Regions from separate parts of the Mus musculus genome. Here all the other regions are linked to region 3. Evidence: chromatin loops called from intact Hi-C (ENCODE). Cell type or tissue: gastrocnemius. All regions are shown on one strand.

Evidence for each region. Hi-C counts contacts between places; a loop is a spot of excess contacts. Peaks named below come from ENCODE experiments on the same cell type or tissue, not always from the same donor. Only the 100,000 strongest peaks of a DNase experiment are listed, where the experiment ranks them.
Region 1: a loop joins it to region 3, with 5 times the contacts of the local background. A loop is called at or near these places in 10 of 42 quality-filtered maps.
Region 2: a loop joins it to region 3, with 2.6 times the contacts of the local background. A loop is called at or near these places in 10 of 42 quality-filtered maps.

Annotation. Positions count from the first base shown.
Region 1 is chr8:94,055,582-94,059,581 of GRCm38, reverse strand. Ogfod1 (2-oxoglutarate and iron-dependent oxygenase domain containing 1) reads right to left here. Exons shown (of 13, transcript NM_177767.4): 7 at 3,918-4,000; 8 at 3,425-3,538; 9 at 1,787-1,866; 10 at 1,219-1,532. Among named protein-coding and RNA genes, the nearest start is that of Ogfod1, 20 kb to the right of the region's middle. In gastrocnemius, a CTCF peak has its summit at 1,926; a DNase peak (open chromatin) is centred at 1,917.
Region 2 is chr8:93,659,554-93,663,553 of GRCm38, reverse strand. The region is part of intron 3 of Gm26843 (a long non-coding RNA gene); the gene reads left to right. Among named protein-coding and RNA genes, the nearest start is that of Gm30606, 58 kb to the left of the region's middle. In gastrocnemius, a CTCF peak has its summit at 1,633 (motif pointing left); a DNase peak (open chromatin) is centred at 1,631; H3K4me3 peaks cover 476 bases; H3K27ac peaks cover 171 bases.
Region 3 is chr8:93,590,010-93,594,009 of GRCm38, reverse strand. All of the region lies in intron 8 of Gm26843 (a long non-coding RNA gene), which reads left to right. Among named protein-coding and RNA genes, the nearest start is that of Ces5a, 56 kb to the right of the region's middle. In gastrocnemius, a CTCF peak has its summit at 1,973 (motif pointing left); a DNase peak (open chromatin) is centred at 1,979; H3K27ac peaks cover 1,883 bases.

The DNA.
Region 1 (4,000 bases), 470 kb before region 3:
CACCATGAAAATCAGTGTGGCAGTTCCTCAGGAAGCTGGGAATGGCTCTAGCTCAAGATCACTACTCCTGCTGGGCATGTACCCAGAGGACTCTACATCCTACTCAGATATATTGCTCATCTATGTTTATTGCCGCTCTGCTCCTAATTGCCAGAGGGTACCCTGCATGCTATCAGATAAGAAAAGGGAACCATTGACCCAGCCACAAATGCTGTGTGATTTACAAAGGTGAACTGTTTGAGAGATATGCTGGGGTAACAGTGGCACAAACATCGTGGGGGTGACCCACCACACTGACTGGATTTAAGGCCTACGTCACAAGATGGAGCCCATGCCTGACACCGCATTGGTGGCCCAAACCCAAGACTGGATAGATCACAGGTCTAAAGAAAAACCAATTAATAGTGTTCTGCTAAAGGAACATAACAACGACTCTTAATGAGATTATGCTAGACCCATAGATCTTACTCAGCCATCGGAGAAGCTCCTTCTTGCAGTAGATGGAGACTAACTCAGAGACCTGCAACTGGACAATATGGAGAAACAGAGATTTTGGAATACTCAGACCTAAATGGGATGTCTTTATCAAACTCTCCCTTCAGGGCCTAGAGAGCTATGTAGAAGAGAAGACAGAAAGACTGTTAAGAGCCAAAGGGGATGGATGACTCCAAACACAAAAACAACTCCAAATGACTCCTCCACACACAACAGGACTGATGCACGTATGAATTCACAGAGACTGTGGCAGCATGGACACAGCACTGTAACGGGGTCATGTGACAAAGAATGACTATGACTGAGCAGCCTCAGTGGGAGGGTGATACAGAAAAGTGTCCCTGAGGAAGTGCCACTGCTCGGATCTGCATGAGAAGGAATGCAGGAAGAACATTTTTGGGAGGAGAAGATCTAGTATACTTTATCAGACTGGGAACACTAGCAGCAGTCGAGGGGCGTGCTCCTGAGGGAATGACACAAGATGCCATGTAAGCCTTCAGCACCGGGTGAGCTCTCTTTGTTTTCTGAGTATAGATTTGACCTCTGCCATCTCCTAGGAGAACTCAAGATCCTGGAGAGCTGGGCAAGTACTTTTTATATGGATAAGGATAAATCATTTGAGTCTGACACCTTAGACCACAGTCATTCTGACACCCAAGGATAAATCGTGGAATGTGAAATAGTCTCAGGTAAAAATAAAGGTGGGGCCTAACACCAGCTCACCTTTCTTTGCTTCCTCTTCCTGTGCTTCTGGGTCTGCCTGTTCACCGTTCTCTTGACTGTGACTGCCAGCGGCCACCTGATTATTCTCTGGCCCCGAGGGGCGTCGGCTAGTCCCTTCTTCAGTGCCAGCAGCAGCACTGGCTGTCTCCCCCTCTCCTTTCTCCTCAGTCTCATCATCTTCTGAAGGGGCCAAGAAGTGAAGCTTCAGGCCAGTGAGGTTGGAGAGCAGCAGGAAGAGCGCCTCAGAGCGGAACAGGCCCATGCATTCCTTCAGCACGTCAGGGAGGTTATTTTCTTCTGCTTTCTCATAAAACCTGGAAAGCAGCGATGGCCAGCCCCTCAGCCCCACACGTCAGGTTGCCCGAGCAATCAAAGCGGGCCATTAGCTTTGAGCCCTTCTCCCTAAATGATGGCACAACTTAATGATACTAGTGAGTGTCTGCTAGGACCTGCTACAGCACAGCCTGGGGAACTAAACGTTAAGGCAAGTGTGCTACTGGGGATGAGCAACACGGATGAGAGGGAGATGCTAAATCCAGATGGAGTCGCCTGTGATGGCGACCTCTACCTTTTGTTTGGGGGACCATGGCTTTTCCATTCCACATCTCCTTTCTCCAAGGCTTCACAGACCTCTGCAAATTTCTCAGGCTGGAAAAGAAGCAAATAAAAGAAGTGAGCAAATCCTCCTGCAGTCCCTCACTATTCCAGCAGGAGGAGCAGCTCTGTAGGATATCAGCTGGCTGATTCCAGAGAGGGCCATTTGAATATTTCCTCTTTCCCACAAGATCTCTGTGGCACCTGTACCTAAAAAGAGCCAAGTATTGTCAGTCTATTTATTATTAAAGATTTTTATTTGCATATATACGTGTGATGTATATGAATATGTACACATGAATACATGCACCCATGCATGCGTGGGTATAAGCCAGAGAAGTATTTCTTCCACTGGTCCCTCACTGAACCTGCAGCTTGTGGTTCCTTGATCCTCTCCCCATTAGGTTGGTAGCCAGCGATTCCACCCTCTTGTCTCCAGTCCCATAAGATAAGCAAAAAAACCCACATGCCCATGTGGGTGCTAGGGATCTGAGCTTTAATCCCAGCACTTGGGAGGCAGAGACAGGTGGATTTCTGAGTTCAAGGCCACCTTGGTCTACAGAGTGAGTTCCAGGACAGCCAGCAAAACCCTGTCTCAAAAACAACAAACAAAACAAAACAAAACAAAACAAATTATTATATGCATGTGGGTATTTTGCCTGAATGTTTATGTATCTGTGCATTGCCTATGGGTCCCCTGGAGATGGAGTTACACACAGTGGTTTAGCTACTATTATTTCTGTAACAAGATAATGCCCCTCGAATTCTGTACCATTCAATGTCAGCTGTGAAATTCTGACAGAGTCAGTTTATAGAACCCCTCCTCCTTTTTGACGGAGGAAGAGCCCTTGGGAATGTATGTCCACGTATCCACCGTGGTCATGACGTACTCTCTCAGTATGTGTTATTTCACTCCGCTCTCACAACAGTAAGTAAGGCAAGGTGGCTCTCATCCCATTGTAACCAGGAACACAACAGACACCTAGTGAGACCGGCTGCTCAGGTCAGGGACACCTGAGCCAGGACATGACTTCTGACTTCAGCTCTCTTCCTCCTCAAGTTGCCTCATGATGGTCAAACATTCAGTATTAGATCAACTATCTATTAAAATCCACTAGCAATCTATTTACTAAAAATAACAAGTACCACACTAACCAAATGAAAAGAAAAAAACCCAAACTAGATACCAGGGTCCCTATTAGGGAAGAAATGTGCATGTGCGCGGGTGTACACTGAGCAATACAGTCCTGGAGGAATACAGGCGAGAGGGCGCAGTGGTTACAGTGCTGTTTACAGAGAACCCCCATCTGGAACTGATTCAGGGGCAGGGGATCTGATGCCTTCTTCTGGCATTTAAGCACCCACATGCATGTGTGCATACATTCATGTTTTTATTTAAAAACAAAAGATAAACCTTAAAAGAAAGAGTTCATAGAATTCTGGGGATATCATGCATACACCTGACAGCAATGCCTACTATCATGATTTGTGTATTTCATTTGAAGAGAATACATAAACATCTGAACTAAGAAGGAAAATAAATCTTGATGCAGTCAATTTTACCAAGATGAAATGTCAGACAACACATAGAAACCAGGGTATGGTGGCCTACCTTAAGAAACTCCTTCAGGAGAATTTCAGACCTTTCTTCAAATTCTTCTTGAATTTGCATTTGATAATCCATTTCCAGGTAAGCAGGGTTGATCCACTCATATAAAATTTCATGCTTACAAGAGAAGCAGCAGATAGAGGAGATGCGTTAGTCTCTACAGCTTCTGTCCTTACACCAGTCCACAGCTCTCACTTTTCATGTTTCTCCTATCAAACAAAGAGTACTGGAAAACATTGTCAAAATCTATGTACGAAAAGTGGATGTTCCAAGTCGAGTTCCAGCACTGGCAAAACCCAATTTTAAGATCAGAAAAACATGCTGGGTACATAGTTCATTGGAAGAGTTCTTGGTTAACATATGTAAGGCCCCTGGTTTGATGTCTAATGCTGCAAAATACATGTCAGCTCTCATGGTCCTCCCAAGTAAAGACAGAAAAACAACTGATATGCTACAGTATGTACGCAAGGTAAGAATTCCCATAATTTATGCTTACATCTTGTGGGATGTGAGGGTTTCGAGGGATTGGGGGCTCAAAGTAGGTAGGAGGCCTGGTTAATGAAGGACCATAAAACCAGC
Region 2 (4,000 bases), 70 kb before region 3:
AATTCTCTTGGAAAGGGTTCCATTGAGGAGAGTTTACATAATTCTCTTGGAGAGGGAAGAAAACAGACTTTCAGATGCATTATCAATAAGTAGGGCATTTGAGCCCCGAGATAGAATGTGGACAAGATGTGCAGAGCTTTTGGGTGCAGATGCTCAAGTCAATGCGTAAAGGAGGTGGGGCAGCCATGGTTTTGGCAGTGAGTGTTTCCTCAGGACCAGTGTGGGACTTTTGAAGGGCAGGGCCTACATCCAACTTGAATCTCAAGTCTACCCAAAATGGTCAGATCCCCTACTGGAGGTAAAGAACAGCCAGGAAGCAAACACAGGAAGGCACACACTCTACTCCTCTGCTGAAGGGCAGGGCCATGACCTAGTGTTTCCTAGCACAGGACTGGCCCTTATAGATAGTAACACCTAATTTGTTGAGACAAAGTGTCTTTTAGGGACCCAAAGGCATTCCCCTACATTGCAATCAAGTGGAGATCTGGAGTAAACCAGGGCAGTTTTGTGGGGGCGGGGTTGAGGAGCCTGGGAGTGGTCAGGAGGGACTGTCTGCCACGAAGCCATTGGATAGCTGCCCTGAAAATGGGTCGTGAAGGTGCCCTGGATGGGGAGGAGAAACACAGAGCAGAAATGTCATCAACCTCATAATTTGGCTGTTTCCCTAGCCCATCCCTCTTAAACCTATTTCCTGCAGCCAAACTGCAGGTTTAATATCCCAGCTGTAGATCCCTCTGGACACTCTGGCTCCTTTGGGATCCTACCTACCAGAGGTAAAAAAGACCGAAGGAATCCAGTTTCCTTTCAAGTCATCATCCGACTTCATTTTTGACCTGTTTCCTCATTCTAATTTAGTCAAATAAACCCACATACCTTAAAACGGTGCCCTGGACCACCGAGGTGCCATTACTCATTTAAGCACTGGCTGAAGAAAGGAAAGAAGCGAGCTCTTAGCTCTGCCAAGTTCCTACCCTGCAGCACCTCGGTCTCACTGGACTAGAAGTGGGACAGGACACCCCCCCCCCCCCTGCCTGTCGCTGAATGACGAAGGAGGCTGAGAAACCCACAGCCACAGAGGCTAAAGTATGAACAGAATGCTGAGGCCAGAGTCCATGTTTTCTTTTGGGGAGGGAGGAGTTAGAGGCAACTGGAGCACATGGTTAAAAGCAACAAGCCCCAAGCATCATCAGCCGGTGTCAGAGTTGGGCCTAGAACAGAATACTTCACTGAATCACACTGACTCTCCAAGTGCCTGGTGAAATGGACTCATGGCCCCCTAACTTTAAGCAACAGTCTTATTTTGGAGAAACAGGAAGTGGTCAATTTAGATGCTAAATGGTATAAGTAATTCATGGGGATTACGTTGGACAACGCTTGCTATTATGTTGCGTCTGCATGAGAGAGCCAACAGCGACTCTATTAACAATAATATATGGCGGCATGTGCCTCCCCGCGTCTCCATGCCTGTGTGCGTAAATATTTAAATTGGGGTGAAGGGATCACGGCGTCTGGGGAGAAGGAGGACGGGCAGGAGGGCTCAGCTCAGATCCAGGCTCCTGAGCTCTGAACACACCCAGCAGAACCTCCCCTCCGCGCTAGGTATGGGTCGAGATGAGCTCACCACTGCCCTCTGCTGTACGGAGGTGAATCTGCTCCTTGGCAGCTTCCCCTTGGCCAGGGTGGAGGTGGGTACTGAGTAAAAAGCTGCACACCAGCTGATCTGTGTCTCTTGAGGTCACACCCCGCCCCCTCCCCGACATCTTTGACATTCTTAGCGGCAGGCTAGGTAGGGCAGGAGCACCTGGTGCTCCGGGGCTCAATTGTGAGTAAAGTCAGCCATTGCCCCGCCCCCCCCCCCCCCCCCCCAGGCCCAGTCTGAAGAGGCTGAAAGTTCTGGCAATTCTATCTTTTATCTTTCTGGCTTTACTGGGGGGTCAAAGCTCAGAATATCAGAATGCTTCTTAAAGGTAAAGCTCCCTCTTGCCTTGGGCTAGTTCTCATTTGTAGGCACAGAGATTTGGGAGAAGAAGCCAGAAGACTACTTTCCTGAAAGAGGTCGTGTCCCCCCCAACCCCCCCCCCCCCGCGCGCGCCTTGCAGGATTTGTTGGCTGAATTCCCATGAGTCACCTCACATGATCTTTATAAACCTGTGTGTTACGTAGAATGGTAATTATTCTCATTTAAGAGATGGGGAAGGGAAGGCCTGGCAAGTTTGTTGCCTTTTGATTGATTTGGAGGTGATTCGCTAAGACAGAAAATGTTCCTCCGGTTGGAATGAAATTCATCAGGCGTTAGATGAAAACAAATTAAACTTCAAAGTAGCAACAAACAAGGCATTCAGTAATTAACTGGGTGATACGAGGGCAAAGCTTATTGCAGTTCCTTGAGTCTCATTCCCGATATCTCGGAGGCCCCAGCTTATGGCTGACTCTGAGATCTAAGATATGTCTCTTTTTAATGGGGTCACCAGGGAGCCTCATGGCAGAGACTTACTTAACTAACATTTTTCTTTATATGATAAAAATGTTTATGAATTTTTGGTCTCAAGTTTAAAATAAGCTATCCTAATCTATAAAGTTAGGGCAACAGTTATTGCTGCTTCCATTTTGATGCTGCTGAAGTTGAATTCAGAAGAGCCACCCGACCTTCGGCAATAGGTGTCCGCTTTGGTGTTCCTTCTGTGTCAGGCTTTCTGTTAGCCCAGGGAATACAGTAGTGGCCAAAGCACATCTGGTTTTGGTGCCCAGGAAGCGCATAGCCAAGCAGGGAAGAGAGACACACAGAACACTGCCCATTTGAGTATATAGAGACTGTATCCTGTGTCGAGTGCCACGGACTGGGACCAGGCACTGTGGACTCTAAGGGCGGGGCTTTGTCTAGCCAAGGCTTCAAGAGACACTTGCCTGGAATCCACAGGCTTTGCGGAGTTGGCCTAGCACCAGGTGCAGAGTAGTCAGGGCAGAGAGGTATTGTGAAGGTCCCGAAGAAATGAGTTGTTTGGGACATTCAGTGACCCAAGAAACCCAATATAGCTGGAGTATAGAGAACAAAGAGAGAATGGCCCAAGGTGTGGTTGGTGGGATCTGCATGGCAGAAGTTAATTTTTTAGCCGAAAAAATACAGCTTGTTAAGGCACAGTGGAGATTAAAACAGTCCGTATTTTTTTTTCCTTCGGGAGTTGCTATTTCTTCTCCCACTTTGCTACTCTGTTTTCAAACGCTGGTTGTTCAGGACCATAGCTCCTCCCATCCCAGGCTCTGCTCGGGCTGTGCTCCCCACAGCGCAATGGCTTCCACCTGCAGCCCCAGGTAAAAACGCTACTAACTCCTTCATAGACACACACATTTTAACGGATGAGGTCAATGAGGCAGATGATGCCAGCAAGTGGTGGGGTCTTCACACACTGAAGCATGCCCCTCTGCCCCCCACGCGCCATGTTCAAGCCCAGCACTGTCTGACAGAAAAGCCTACACTGGGACAGTACTCTGACCTCACTGTCTAATAGAATAGCGACTAGTCATACCTAGCTGCTGTAATCTGGAACTGGAGATTTTCAGTTAATTTTAACTTAAACTTACATAGTGCTGTGGTTTGAACGTGATTTGTCCTCCATGGGTTCCTGTGCCTGAACCCTTGGTCCCTAGGTGGTGGTGCAAGTTTGAAAAGGTGAACCCTTTAAGAGGTAGAGCCTCTCTGGTGGCAGTCCATCACTAGGGGTGGGCCTTGAGGCGTTACAGATTAGACCCACTTCCTATACATTCTCTGCCTCATGTTTCTGCCACCTTGTCTCCACTTCCACGATGGATTGTATCCCTTCTCTAAACCCAAATAGCCCCTTCCTCTTTTAATGTGCTTTTGGTCGGGCATTTGGTCAGTGAGGAGAAAAGAAGCCAATACACACAGCCCTCGTAGCTAGTAGGGAAGCACAGTGGGTAGCACAGCCCATGCTATTTCTTTGCATCACGGAATATGGACCCAAGACTGCCAGGTATTTTCAAG
Region 3 (4,000 bases):
CCAGCAAACTGTGCTCATTTAATGCTTTCTGATAACTTTAATTAGGAACAGCAAAGAAAGATTTCGATCAGAAGACAGAGGACTGGGCTAGGTGGTGCCTGGGGGCTTCTTTGTTGTTTGTTTGTTTGTTTCTATGAAGATTTCCATGGAGATATAGGGGTCAGTCATCCTGCCCCAGGGTCTGAAATACCATCTGAACTCAGGGATTCTCAAAATCTCCACTAGGGCAGTGGAAGAAATGATAGCTTCCAGATGAGCAATATGGAAGCCAGGAGTCAAGTCTGACTGAAGTATCCTGATCTGTATGTTAGGAAATCAGGGAGAAGCTGTCCGGCTTCCTTCCCACCCAGAGAAAGGATGGATCTTAAGGAGCGCTCTGGCTATTGAGTTTCCTTTGCTTAAGTGAATTCCAAATGCTGCTGAAAATTCCATTCATTATTTAAGCCATCTCAGCTCCCCTGAGAACTTAAGTGCCCAGCAGGAAGGAAGGCATTTTCACATGCTTGTGGGCTGGGGAGGCTCGAGGAGCTGGGCTGGAGGCAGAGGGCAGGTTTGCAGAGTCTGTAGAGTTGGGCCAAGAGTCCATCCAGTGGTGGTGGTGGGATCGACTGGGACAGGGCTGGGAGCCATGACAACCACCCAGGGTGGTACCCTAACTTTCTGATCCTTTAGAATCATCTGATTCACTTGCTAAAAAAATTAGATTGCTAGGCAGATGTGGTTTCAGCGGATCTGTATTGGGGTCCAAAGACCGACACTTTTAGGTTACCCCCCCCCAGGTCATTTAGGTAACTAGGCAGGCATGGCAAATACTGACCAATTAAACTGTCTTTGCTTTAGGGGTGCTGCTGCTTCAGGTTCAACAAACAGTGAATTCCATCACAGGGCCTCAGTGAGCACCGGATCTAACTACAGAACAAACCCACTGAGATCTGAATGGCATGGGTTGAGGTGGCCGAATTGTAGCCACATTGGAACTTATAGGTTCCCGGAGTGTTTGATGCCCCCTTGCCTTTGGCAGCCCAATTTCTCTTTGTAGGAAGAGCAGATGGGGGGAGGGGGCGAGTCCCTGGAAGCACACAGAGCAGGGCTCAAACACTGCCTTATTGTAGGGCCATAGGGAAGCTACTGATCTCAGGGCCATTAATATGAACCTTATTTCAAATGATGCTTCTGCACCTAGTAAGAACACTTATTAGACAGCTTGTTAGCACTGACCAACTGTTTGAGAGGACACTGTCTGAGGAGGAAGGATGTGTTTTAGCTCATAGTTCTAGAAGGTTCAGCCGATGGTTGATGGTTGTGTGGTCCCAAGGACTTTGTTCTGAGCATGGTGATGGCTAGAATGTATGAGGAGGAAGCTGTACACCTCCTGATAGACAGGAAGCAGAGAGAAAGCAAGGGGCTGGTACCAGTATAACCTTTAAAGGCATTTCCCAGTGACCTACTACTTGGGGAGAGGGGGAGGAGCTCCCTAAATAGTGCCACCAGCTGAGGACCAAGCATTTAACAAACACAGGAGCCTGTGGGAGACATTTTATATTCAAATCACTTCAGTGCTCAGTAAATAACTACTCCATTCTAAGTGGTATTAGCCAGTAAGTACTTGGTGAAGGAAACCGATTAAAATGTAAGGCAAGAGCTACATTTTAAGTATGACTGTGAGCGTGATGGGGCAGGCAGCAAGAAGCCTCGGGAAGGGAAACCTGCACACAGGGAAAAGTAGGCAGGGCTGCTGCTGCCAAGCCCAGGGTCTGGGAATTGCATGTCTGATTTCAGGTCGAACATTTAGTGTTGAAATGCACAGGAGCCAGGAAGCTTCCTAGCATTGTTGCCTGTAATAAAGAAAAATCCAGACGTAACCTGCTGTTTCGATTAGAAGTGATGTAACAAGCAGGCTTTGGCCTAGTTTTCTCCAAGCAGGCAGGTCCCCTGGCTCTTCCCACACCCTTTTCTTTGTCAAGTGACGGCTACTGCCACCTAGTGGTAAAGACGGCACTGCACCGGCATGGAGAAAGATGCTCTGGGCCTGGGGAGAGGCTTTATCCAGGCAGACAAACCAAATAAATCCCCCCAAGTCTCTCTCTCTCTCTCTCTCTCTCTCTCTCTCTCTCTCTCTCTCTCTCTCTCTCTCTCTCTTAACCCTCCCCCCTCCTGCCCACACAACACAGTGAGACTGCCTGATTCCTTATCTCTCCTTGGACACGGGATTGGAAGATGATCAATCAAGGATATACAGAGGCGAGTCTCTTTCAGCCCAATGGCACCTCATTTTTCCTTTGGTCTAAGAAATGCTAGTATGAGAGGTTATAGCAGAATACTAAACCTGCAGCCACAAATGCTTACAGAAAACCCCTCCGGTCCAGGCTCCTTGCATTGCAGGTGAGGAAACTGACACTCAAAGATGGGGAACGCCTAGGGTGACGTCAAAGATGGGGAATGCCTAGGATGACGTCACTTGGTGGCTGGCGGCAGACCTTGACTTTAGCCTGTCCCTTCCCAGTCCTCTTTCTCTCATGCACACTCAGCATTAGTAGCTATGTCGGGAGTCTCTTAGCGCTTGGCAAGCGTGAAAACGGGAAATTTCAAACGAGGAAGGAAGCCACACCTGTTCATGCTTTGGCATTTCCGGCGGCTGCCGTTCTCAAACGTTTCAGGGAAACTACGCAGAATTTGAATTTATGGACAGAGTCAAGTAATGGAAACTGCGGAGAATGATATTTACTGTGCCCCTTGGGCAAACTTGCAACACCCGAGAGCGAGGGAGATGCAGCTTGGAAACCAAGGCAATATGTGAGGGACTTCAGATGTGGGGTCCCAGCTCCTACTTTCTTGCGGTCCTCTGGCCAAAGCTTGGGGTGTGGCTCTGGGAATCACGCTGGCCTTTGGATCTTCTAGGTTCTGTGTTTGTAAAACCATCTCTGGGTTCTTAGGAAGAACCAATGAGAGTACTGGAGAATGGGTAAAGTGATTTGCACAACGCACTGTATCCACAAATGGCTTATTTCCTTTTTCATGACTGAGTTTAGTTAATAGTCACCAGATGCTTGTGTCTCTTAAGTGGCGCGTGCCAGGCTGATTGTAATCATCTTAAACCAAAACCCGAGATAGAGCATCCTCAATGGGAGACCACGCTCTGCTCTCCTCTCAGGGTTTCCAGTCCGGCTCACCACTGTGAGCACGTGATCCCTAGAAGCATACATTCAGAAGAAACTGTCAAACAGTTGCCTGAGACAGCTGCATCATTTAGTATTCATTTAATAGAGGCATGGCAGTGCCCTTTGGCCCACAGACTCCATATTTGTGTTGCCAGTGTTTTCCATGATAATCATTAATGGTGGGTAAGGATTCACACCCACAGCTAAAATGCCATGGATTTAATTGTGTCTTATTAATCTTATTAATAATCTTCCTTTGTGAGGTAGCCTCCATGCTCTTACCCACTTTTAAAAAAGCTGTCCTGATATTTTATTATTGATTTGTCGGAGCTCTTTATATATTTGATACAACTTTGTCAGGTATACAGTTTTACAACTCATTCTCCAAATTTGAGGTTTCCTACTTCATTGTCCAGATGATGTCTTCTTAAAAGCACGGATTAAAAAAAAAAAGAACTAAGTCCCGTGATCTACTGTTTTGATTCACATTTAGGGTTCTTTTAATGTTCTCAGATCATCTTTGTTCAGGCTCAGACTGCAGGTATTTATTTCCCCTGGCGTTTTCTTTGGGAAGTTTCATGGTTTTCAGCTTTGTGCTTAGGCCGGTGATCTGCCTGAAGTTATTTTCATGGGTAGAGAAGGGGGACTCAGGATTCCACACGGATGAGAGTCCTTCGAGCATCACTTGTCAAAAACATTTTCTTATCCCCACTGAGCTGGCTTAACACTTTGGGAGTTGATTTTTAAGATAAAATCTTTTTAAAGTAATAGAGGAAAAAAAAGCTTGTGCTAAGTAAATTAAATGGAAACCAAGGCTATACAGGTCACAGCAGCACCAACTA